Regions from separate parts of the Homo sapiens genome. Here region 1 is linked to region 2. A link is a contact called in ENCODE Hi-C or POLR2A ChIA-PET data. All regions are on one chromosome and are shown on one strand. Each heading gives the region's core, a stretch centred on a gene start or an enhancer-like site at or near the end of the contact. The rest is flanking DNA. Distances are from core to core; before and after follow the strand shown.

Evidence for each region. A loop is a pair of places that touch in the nucleus more often than their neighbours do. ChIA-PET counts read pairs that join two places held with the same protein, here RNA polymerase II (POLR2A). Pooled maps may share reads with other maps.
Region 1: a loop to region 2 is called in a map with no recorded cell type, with 8 times the contacts of the local background. The contact joins the enhancer-like site here to the promoter of ITPRIPL1 in region 2. A Hi-C loop is called at or near these places in 3 of 37 single-sample maps with no recorded cell type and 6 of 50 pooled maps. POLR2A ChIA-PET finds 5 or more read pairs at or near these places in 1 of 52 experiments (T-cell).

Annotation. Positions count from the first base shown.
Region 1 is chr2:98,458,813-98,464,016 of GRCh38, forward strand. The region is part of intron 1 of INPP4A (inositol polyphosphate-4-phosphatase type I A); the gene reads left to right. Among named protein-coding and RNA genes, the nearest start is that of INPP4A, 17 kb to the left of the region's middle. RefSeq lists enhancers at 1,909-1,968, 4,482-4,997, 5,184-5,204. Within about 2 kb of position 2,224, at least 13 of the 41 ENCODE cell types and tissues checked have a DNase peak (open chromatin) inside an H3K27ac peak, as active enhancers do.
Region 2 is chr2:96,323,099-96,328,036 of GRCh38, forward strand. ITPRIPL1 (ITPRIP like 1) reads left to right here and starts at 2,219. Exons shown (of 3, transcript NM_001008949.3): 1 at 2,219-2,467; 2 at 2,649-2,751; 3 at 3,544-4,938. The coding sequence starts at 2,742. RefSeq lists a silencer at 2,134-2,383 and an enhancer at 2,406-2,906.

The DNA.
Region 1 (5,204 bases), core at 974-3,473, 2.1 Mb after region 2:
CATTGCATCTCCAGACCTTAAGCGGGTAGGCAGCATCGGCGGATCATGGCAGGGAGAGAAGTACAGCGGAGGCGAAGTTCTCAAAGCATGGCTGACTGTGGAAGGTGGCTCTCAGCACACTCTTTGTGGCCCGCTAACACCCGTCAGGATGGTAGCCACCACACGCCCAAAGGCACCCGAAGTGCTTGATTTTGACTGACTTTTACCACATTTGCCACCAGTGTGATTGGAGCATTCATGGAGCACAGAATATGACACCAAGTCAGGATTGCATAGTGCTCAGGCAGAGCTTTGTCCTTCGGAAATGCCGCTCACTCATGAGACAAGATGGATAGTTCAGGTCTGGACTGGCCCAGGAGTGGGAGTGACACTGAGTAGACCTCGGCCAGGGGCTTGCCCCTAAACCAGTGGTCCCTGCACCTGGGAAAATCAGCACTCTGATTGCCTCACCTGGTTTCCCGCCCACTCCTCCCTACCCTGGTTGAGTGGCCTAAGGGAGGGTAGAGTTCAGGGAGCTATTAGGAGGAAGGGGGTCGCTGCTGAGTAGCCAAAAGGAAAAACAACATGAAAGTAAGAAAGTCTACCAGGACACCCTGGAGGGCTGGCGTGCAGAGTGCTGAGGGGGACACCTGTGTCCGTGTTTGGGAGGCCCTCTTACCCTCTCCTCCTTGGTGTGCAACTGGTTAATAGTAATTCCTTGAGGGTCTGGAGAAGTTGCTCAAGTGTTAGATTCTACTTTACTGCATGCTACAGGGGCATTGTGTCCCACAATGGCATTCACAGTGTGAAGATTGCCAGAGTTCTCTATGGACACACCCTGCGAACATCATGGATCTGGGCTGTCATAAGACTTAAGCATCCTTCAGGGCAGGGACAATAGCTTGGTTTTCTTTGTAGGTCCAGAGTGCCCCACTGTGCCTGGCACAAAATAGGCATATAATCAATGTTTGTTGAGTGAACGAATGAATAAAGCTAGTCTGTCCTTGTCAAAGTAGCAAGAAAAGCCTCAGCCTCTCTTGGGAAGACAGCCTGCTTCCCTGAGGTCAAGTTGAGGTTCAGTCTAACTGAGGAGAAGGAGGGGAGACCAGAATCCACTGCACAGCTGCTGCCCCAGTAAGTTCTCAGGGAGAAACCAGAACTGTCAGTTTGCTGAGTCAAAGGCAGAAGCCTGTTCTCAGCAGTGACCTTTTTTATCCTTGGCACACAAGCCCTTTTGTCCAGGTGGCTGGAACCTAGGTCTGCTTCCACTTCTGGGTGAGAAGGTGCCACACCTTTGGGTTTGGTCATCGTGTGTGTGTGTGTGTGTGTGTGTGTGTGTGTATGTTTAAAATTAAAAGTAAAAATTTTCCCCATATACATGTACACATATATGCAAGTGTGGTATTATAGGTGCAAGGGTGCAGAGAAGCCTAGTAGGGTAGGGGCACCCAGGAAAGGTGGCCTCTTCCTCTTGTGGGTTTTGGGGAGCATCACAGGGCCTCAGGGAAGGGTGAGTTATGTGTCATGGAAGGGCAGTGGCTCAACCTGGGGGTCTTCAGAGATAAATGAGGAGGGACTGGGGCAATGCATCAGGAAGGAGGCTCAGGAGAGGCAGGGCCAGATCACCCGGGGGGCTCGAGCCCCTTCAGGCCTTTTGTAAAGTTTGGGAATTCATTCATCCCACACTGGAGGGTGTCAGACTTTTTTAAGACTCTTTCATTCTTTTTGTTTGTGTCATTACTTTAAGTGACAGAAGCAGTTCCATAGTCATTTTCATGGTTTGGGGAGACCCTTTCTTGGATCATAGTAATTCTTACAATAATGCCTGTGCTCTAACCACCAGTTTTAGGGGATTGTGGGCCGCGACTTGGCCTCCTTGTCTCCGCTCTGTGTTGGCTTTACAGTTGTGGATGCTGCGGCTCACCCAGCGCTGTGTGGCAGTGGGTCCTGCTGCAGGATGTCCACAATGCAGACCACAGGGCAGGGTGTCCCTGGCACCCATGGGGTCAGGGGTGAAGCTGTTATCTGTGAAATGACAGAAATGAAACCCAGCATTGGAGAAGAATCGTCTGCGCCCCCTCTAATCCACCTGTGAAACACTGTGCTGAAACACCATGAGGAAGAGGAAGCATTGGGGTGTAAAGAAACCCAGAAATGCTGGTTTCTAGAAATGGTATTAATTGTCTCAGGGGCTCTCCCTACAGTGTGAAATAGCTGGCTGGGCAGCTGCAGCCGGTTCCATCTTCTCCATAGCCACGCCCTTCCCGTGACCTCATGGGGTATCTGCACAGTGGGTGCAGTGCAAAAAGACACAGTCAAGCCTGTGAGCCAGTAGCTGGCGAGGGGGTGGTTTGGTAGTGAGAGATGATTACAGGGACGGGGGTTGGCTCATGGTTCTGCCACACCACCCTCCATCTCTAACTGGGACTCTGACTTGGAATATAGACTTCACTATGCCACATGATGTAGTGACATGGCAGAGGAGGCAAACAGAGTGGAAGGAGACAAGTCAGAGAAGAAGGAAGTGAAGGGCGGAGAGCAAGGGATGCTCATTGCCAAGGCCGTGGCAGTCACTGCCAGCAACAGGTGTGGGCCTAGCTTTGATTCTGTCACCTGCAGGGGTGCCTGCCCCAGAGCAGGGCTCCTTGAAATCTTCCATCCCCTTATTGGCTGTGCACTAATGTCTCTTGGAGAGACTTCTCAAAAACCTCCCTGTACTTAACTTGGTTTGACAAATTTGATAACATTTTATGTTTTAATAGGCAAACATTTTCATGGCTTAAAAATTGTAAAATATAGCAGGATATGTGGTAAAGCCTGTTTCCTACCCTATCCTCTAGCCATCCATGTCCCCTCCCTTAAGACACCAATGCCATGTGCTTGTTGGGTTTTTTTCTGAAGTTATGCTGTGTATATGCCAGCAGGCCTGCATGTGCAGACATGAGACAGTTTTCCACATCCCTGGTGCCATGCTGCGTGCTCGCTGTGTGCCTCTTCTGACGGTTTCACTGGCCCACAAGGAGTTTTGTGTTCCATTGTCCAGCTGCATGCTGGCCTGCTGCCAGGCTGTGCTGCAGATTCTTCAACCAGTGCTCTCTGGATGCCTGTTAGCTTCTTTCCAGCCTGTGCTTCACACTAATACGTTAGTTTTGTGAAGGAAGCTGCACCCCCCTTGCTCTGAGGTCTGGGCCTAGGCTCTGGCTGGATTGAGCATCATTCTAGCTGGAAAAAGAGGGTGGGGTTAGACGACGTGTTTAAGCTTCTGCCCGTTTATTTCAATTATGACCTGGCCTGTAGGGTTTTCTTTGGGAAATGGGCAGTTAATGGTTAGATACTATTTGTAAGGCACATGTCTCTAAAATATTACCTTCTAGTGGCCAGGCGTGGTGGCTCACGCCTATGATCCCAGCACTTTGGAAGGCCAAGGTGGGCGGATCATGAGGTCAGGACATCGAGACCATCCTGGCTAACACAGTGAAACCCCATCTCTACTAAAAATACAAAAAATTAGCTGGGCGTGGTGGCAGGCGCCTGTAGTCCTAGCTACTCAGGAGTCTGAGATAGGAGAATCGCTTGAACCCGGGAGGCAGAGGTTGCAGTGAGCCGAGATCGTGCCACTGCACTTTAGCCTGGGCAACAGATGGAGACTCTGTCTCAAAAATAAATAAATAAATAGATAAAAATAAAATAAAATATTACCTTCTAGTTACACACAGACCTTTTATTTTTTTAATTATTATTGTTTTTTTTTTGAGACAGGGTGTCACTCTGTCAACCAGACTGGAGTGTAGTGGCAGGATCATGGCTCACTGCAGCCTCTGCCTTCCAGGCTCAAGTGATCTTCCCACTTTAGCCTCCTGAGTAGCTGGGACTACAGGTGTATGCCACCATGCCTGGCTAATTTTTAATTTTTTTTTGTGGGTTTGGCTATGTTGCCTAGGCTGGTATTGAACTCCTGGGCTCAAGCAATCCACCTGCCTCAGCTTTTCAAAGTGCTGGGATTACTGGTGTGATCCACCATGTCCAGCCAACACACAGACATTTTATTTTTTATTTATTTTTAATTTTTAATTTTTTAAAATTTTTATTCAAGACAGAATCGTGCTCTGTTGCAATCTTGGCTCACTGCAACCTCCACCTCCCGGGTTCAAGCCATTCTCCTGCCTCAGCCTCCCAAGTGGCTGGGATTACAGGTGTGTGCCATCACATCCGGCTAATTTTTGTATTTTTAGTAGAAACGGGGTTTCACCATGTCGGCCAGGCTGGTCTTGAACTCCTGACCTCAGATGATCTGCCCGCCTCGGCCTCCGAAAGTGCTGGGATTACAGACGTGAGCCACCGCGCCCAGCCCACAGACATTTTAAACTAACCTGTAGCATCCTGAGTGAGGCTTGTCAAAGCTGCTTTTGACCCCAGTTTCAGGTACATTGGCTCTGTTGGGCTTTCCTCTGCCTGGCCTATCAAGCGGCCAACTCAAGCTGCAGGTGCAAGGGCAGATGGTTCTGCAGGGACCTTAATGACAGCCAGGCCCAGGAACACACAGTGCTTGTGTGGAAGTCTACATTTCAGCTGTGATGGTGTCTCGCTGAGGCTGGTTCTGGCCATGCCCTCCCAGCATTTCAGCTGTTCCAACCAAGGTGCTCTACATCTCAGAGGGAAGGCAACGGCCTGGGCAGCACGTTGCACGTACATTTTGGAGTCATGTTGGTTGGTGGTCTTCAGTTTCTGAATCTGTGATATGGCATGGTCATTCATCACAGGCGAGGTGATGCAAAGTTACCAACTGGGAGCACACCTGCCCCTTCTCATTCACTCACGCAGCAGGTAGTTTTCAGGCACAAAGGAATTGACTTGTGGAGCTGGCCCTGGGGTCTGTCTGTAGGAGAGCAGGAAGTAGTAGCCACCTGCGGAGGGCTCACAGGCATGTGCCTGCGAGACTGCTTACAAGCCCCTGTGCGGGATTTAGGGCAGACCAGAGCCATGAGCGTCCATGGTCAAGTGAAGGTCTGGTAGGTGTGAGCTGTTAGCCCTAGGGTCTGCTGCATGCGGTGCCAGGGGCTGAGGAATGCTGAGGCAGCTTTTCCTCCAGTCTCTGCTCGCTCCGTGCACAGCCCTTGTCTCCTGCCTGATAGTGGTCAGTAGTCAGTTGGCTTAGGGTACACGGTCTCCACCCAGTGAACCTGGCGCTGGCAGAAGCTTGTAGAAGAATGGGTGCAAAAAAGATA
Region 2 (4,938 bases), core at 969-3,468:
AATAGATGAATGAATAAGGAAAACGTGGTATATGTACACAATGGAATGCTATTTGGCCATAAAAAAAAATGAAATCCTGTCATTTGCAGCAACTTGGATGGAATTGGAGGATATTAAGTGAAATAAGCCAGGCACAGAAAGATAAACACCACATGTTCTCAGTCACATGTGGAACCTAGAAAAAGTTGATGTAATAGAAGTAAAAGGTAGAACAGAGGATGCTAGAGGCTGGGAAGGGGAGGGGAAGGTGGTGATAGGGAGGGATTTGTTAAAGGATTCAAGATTATAGCCAGATGGGAGGACTAAGTACTAGGGTTTCACACCACTGTAGGTTGACTACAGTTAACAATAATAGACCAGGCATGGTGGCTCATGCCTGTAATCCCAGCACTTTGGGAGGCCAAGGTGGGCAGATTGCTTGAGCTCAGGAGCTCGAGAACATGGTGAAACCCCCACTCTACTAAAATACAAAAAAATTGCCGGGCTTGGTGGTGTGTGCCTGTAATCCCAGCTATTTGGGAGGCTGAGGCAGGAAAACTGCTTGACCCAGGAGGTGGAGGTTGCAGTGAGCTGAGATGGTGCCACTGCACTCCAGCCTGGGTGACAGAGCAAGACTCCGTCACACACACACACAAAATAATAATAGTAATAATATATAGTTTCAAATAGCTAGAGGGAGGATTGAACCTTCCCAACACAAAGAAATGATAAATGTTTGAGATGATGGATATGCTAATTACCCTAATCTGAAATTATACATTGTATGTATGAAACATGACTGTGCACCCTATGAATATGTACAATTATTATTTGTTAATTAAAATAATACAACTTTAAAACACATGGTCTTAAACATTATCGTTTTTGCACACTCTGAAGCATATATTTTGCATCCTGACATCATGTCATAAGTGAAAAGATAAGAGACTTTCATTATTACTGCTCCAAATGCATGAATGCTCAATAACCTGTGATCTATTTTTCATAATTCACATTTATAAAAAGTAACTTTGGAACTTCAGTCATTGTCAGCTAGCAGACAGTTTTTCCTGCTCCACAATTAAATAAGTCAGTATTCTTGGAAGTATTGTACAAGTTGTTTGGGAGCTCCCTACACATTGCCACTGGATAAGAAGACCTGAAACCCAGCCATGTGTGATGGCTTACACATATAATCCCAGCATTTTGGGAGGCCGAGGCGGGCAGATCACCTGAGGTCAGGAGTTCGAGACCAGCATGGCCAACATGGTGAAACCCCGTCTTTACTAAAAATACAAAAATTAGCTGGACATGGTGGCATACACCTGTGGTCCCAGCTACTCAGTAGGCTGAGGCAGGAGAATCACTGGAACCTGGGGCGGGTAGGCTGCAGTGAGCCAAGATGGTGCCACTACACTCCAGCCTGGGTGACAGAGCGAAACTCTTTCTCAAAAACAAACAAACAAATAAAAACCCTGAAACTTGTCTTTCAGCAGAGGGATTTTAGTGAGTTAGTATCAAGGGGTCATCACTTCCTTTTCTTCTTGGATAGCTGACACAAGACAGGAAGACTAAGGGCTCTTTCTGATATCTGAAGATCCCTTTCAGGAAACCCATTCTGTTGTGTTTCTTAAGGTGTGATAAAGCTTGTCCAGCCTCCACACCGTATAAAGTTCTCCTTTATACACCCATGTATCAGCAGAGCTGCCCTGTAGGTAGGATTCTTACTCCCACGTGGCCAGTGAGTAGCAAGCAAGGCCCCAAGTAAGGTCTTTGGGTGCTGTCTGTTCTTTCATGAGAGTCACTTTGATATGAGAAAGGGGTTGGGGAAAGATGCCTGAGTCTGGGCGTGGGCTGGGAGGGAAGCACATTTAGGGTGCTGAAACCACATCTTATTTCGTGTGCCATTTTGCTCAGGGCCAGCCCGAAGTGAGAATGGCTTTTCTCGGTCAATTCCTAGTTTTGCCACCATCATCCTTACACCCGAATCCTAGTAAGTCTGTTCTCCACTGAACTGAGCTGAGTGCAGCTGACAGCAGGCACGGCGGTGCCCCATTTGCCACCCCAGGGAGGCCGAGCAGCGGAGAGTGTGTGGCCACGGCCCCTCCACTCTCCCAGCAAACCCACGGGGGCCTCGGTGCGGACAGAGACCCGGTGTGGGGAGGCCGCTGCCCCTGCACGCTGGGCCACGGGGGTTTGGGCGGGGAGGAGCTTGTACTGGGTGGGCGGGGAGGAGCCCGGACGGCGGGAGCGGCTGCGGCGCGCGGGCGCCCTCGGAGCCGCGTGCTGGGGGTCGTAGGGGCCCACCGCGCTCAGCCAGACGTTCAGACGCTCGGACAAGCATGGTCTATAACCCAGGAAAGGGGAGCAGGGCCACTCCCGCGGGCGGCCCCAGCGATGAACCGGACGCCCCCACCCTGCCGGGAAAAAAGCAGTGGCGGTCAGGCCGCGCTGTCTCTTTAAGATCGTGTTCCTACTAACACTGACGGTGAGTAACCTGGCCCTGGGTCCCGGGAGACATCCCGAGGTAGGATGGGCCCTTGGCCTCCTACGGATAGGCGGGTGAGAGTACAAATCTCTGGGCGTGGAATTTGGGGAAGTTATGAATGGGGGGAGGGTCGGGTTCCGATTTGAGCCAAAGCCCCCAGGTACCTTGTACATTTTAACAGGGCTCCTAGAGAGGGCGGGGAGACGAAGCAAGGCCAAGTTCCAAAGGGAGGATAGGCCCAGCTGGCTTCAGCGTCCACACGGCATAGTCCTTCATGAATGTTGGTAAGCGCGGTAGCTTGTGAATTAGGGTGAGTGGCAGAAGCTCGGGCTTCACGGGTGGGTGGGGAGGCAGTGGAACTGACCACTGCCGGCTGTCAGGTAGGCCTTGGGCACCTGGTTCTGCAGACAGTTTTCTGAACTAAGAAGTGAAGCTAGCCTGCCCACACACGGGGTATCCACTAGCCCCTTAGGAGCAGAGAGGGCACCGTAGCAAGCAGCTGGCGGCACTGTGCCTCTCTTGCGCTCCCTGGGCAGAGAGGGAGAGGCTGAGTGATGAGGCTCACTTCATACTGGGTGAGCAGAATGAAGACTGTGAAGTCACAGAGGAAGTGGAATGCTACAACTGGCTGCCGGGGCAGAGGAAAGGTGTCACCCAGGCAGGTTCAGGGCTTTCTGGCTATAAAAGGGAGCCTCTGGGATCAGCAGGTCATATCTGGTGCCCATGGTTGACTGAGGAGTCGGGTGAGGCCACCCTACCACAAGGGTCCCCCTCCCCATCCTACACAGGAATGAAAACAGTCCCATGTACACTTTCTGGAAGCCTAAATACCACCCACACCATGTGGAAGGAAAGCAGGAGAGAGACTGAGTGGCACATCCTTTCGCCCTCTTTTCTCTCGAACCTCCTCCCAGGCCGACCACCCTTGCTGTGTCCAAGCCAAGCTCTGTGGGCTTTCTGTTCCTCCTGAGTAGCTGATTTTCAGAATTTGGGGTACCAGGGCTCTGGGGAATGTGAGCTAGAGAGCAGATAAGTCTGGAAGATGACCACTGACTCCTACTCTCCTACTTCTCCAGATGCAGAGGCCTCCATGGCTGTGATAAGCCTGCTGTTCTTGGCAGTGATGTATGTTGTTCACCACCCTCTGATGGTCAGTGATCGGATGGACCTGGACACATTAGCCAGGAGTCGGCAGCTGGAGAAGCGAATGAGTGAGGAGATGCGCCTGCTAGAGATGGAGTTTGAAGAGAGAAAGCGAGCCGCTGAGCAGAGGCAGAAGGCAGAGAACTTCTGGACAGGAGACACATCCAGTGACCAGTTAGTGCTGGGGAAGAAAGACATGGGGTGGCCGTTCCAGGCCGATGGCCAGGAAGGGCCTCTGGGCTGGATGCTGGGAAACCTGTGGAACACTGGCCTCTTTTGCCTTTTTCTCGTCTTTGAGCTCCTGCGACAGAACATGCAGCATGAACCGGCCTTTGATTCCAGCAGTGAGGAGGAGGAGGAGGAAGTCCGTGTTGTCCCTGTCACCTCTTACAACTGGCTTACTGACTTCCCCTCCCAGGAGGCCCTGGACTCCTTTTACAAACACTATGTCCAAAATGCCATCCGTGACCTGCCCTGCACCTGTGAGTTTGTGGAGAGTTTTGTGGATGATCTCATTGAGGCCTGTCGGGTGCTCAGCCGCCAAGAGGCTCACCCACAATTGGAAGACTGCCTGGGCATCGGGGCTGCCTTTGAGAAATGGGGAACCCTCCATGAGACCCAGAAATTTGATATCCTGGTGCCCATTGTCCCCCCACAGGGCACCATGTTTGTCCTGGAGATGAGGGACCCAGCCCTGGGCCGCCGCTGTGGCTGTGTGCTGGTGGAGTCAGAATGTGTGTGCAAGCGTGAGAAACTCCTAGGGGACGTGCTGTGCCTGGTGCACCACCACAGGGACCCCTCGGCAGTCTTGGGGAAGTGTAGTAGCTCCATCAAGGCAGCTCTCTGCACCGGCTTCCACCTAGACGTGTGCAAGACTGTGCAGTGGTTCCGGAACATGATGGGCAATGCCTGGGCCCTTGTGGCCCACAAGTATGACTTTAAACTCAGTCTCCCACCGTCTACCACCTCCTGCAAGCTCCGGCTGGACTATCGCTCAGGCCGCTTTCTCTCAATCCACTTGGTCCTGGGGGTGCAACGAGAAGACACCTTGGTCTACCTGGTGAGTCAGGCTCCTGACCAGGAGCAGCTCACCAGTGTGGACTGGCCTGAGTCCTTTGTGGCCTGTGAGCACCTGTTCCTGAAGCTGGTGGGGCGCTTTGCCCCCGAGAACACCTGTCACCTCAAGTGCCTCCAGATCATTTTAAGTCTCCGGCAGCATCAGAGCTTACCCCATGGAGCATCCCGCCCCATCCTCACTTCTTACCATTTTAAAACAGCTCTCATGCACCTCTTGCTACGGCTGCCCCTCACGGACTGGGCCCACAACA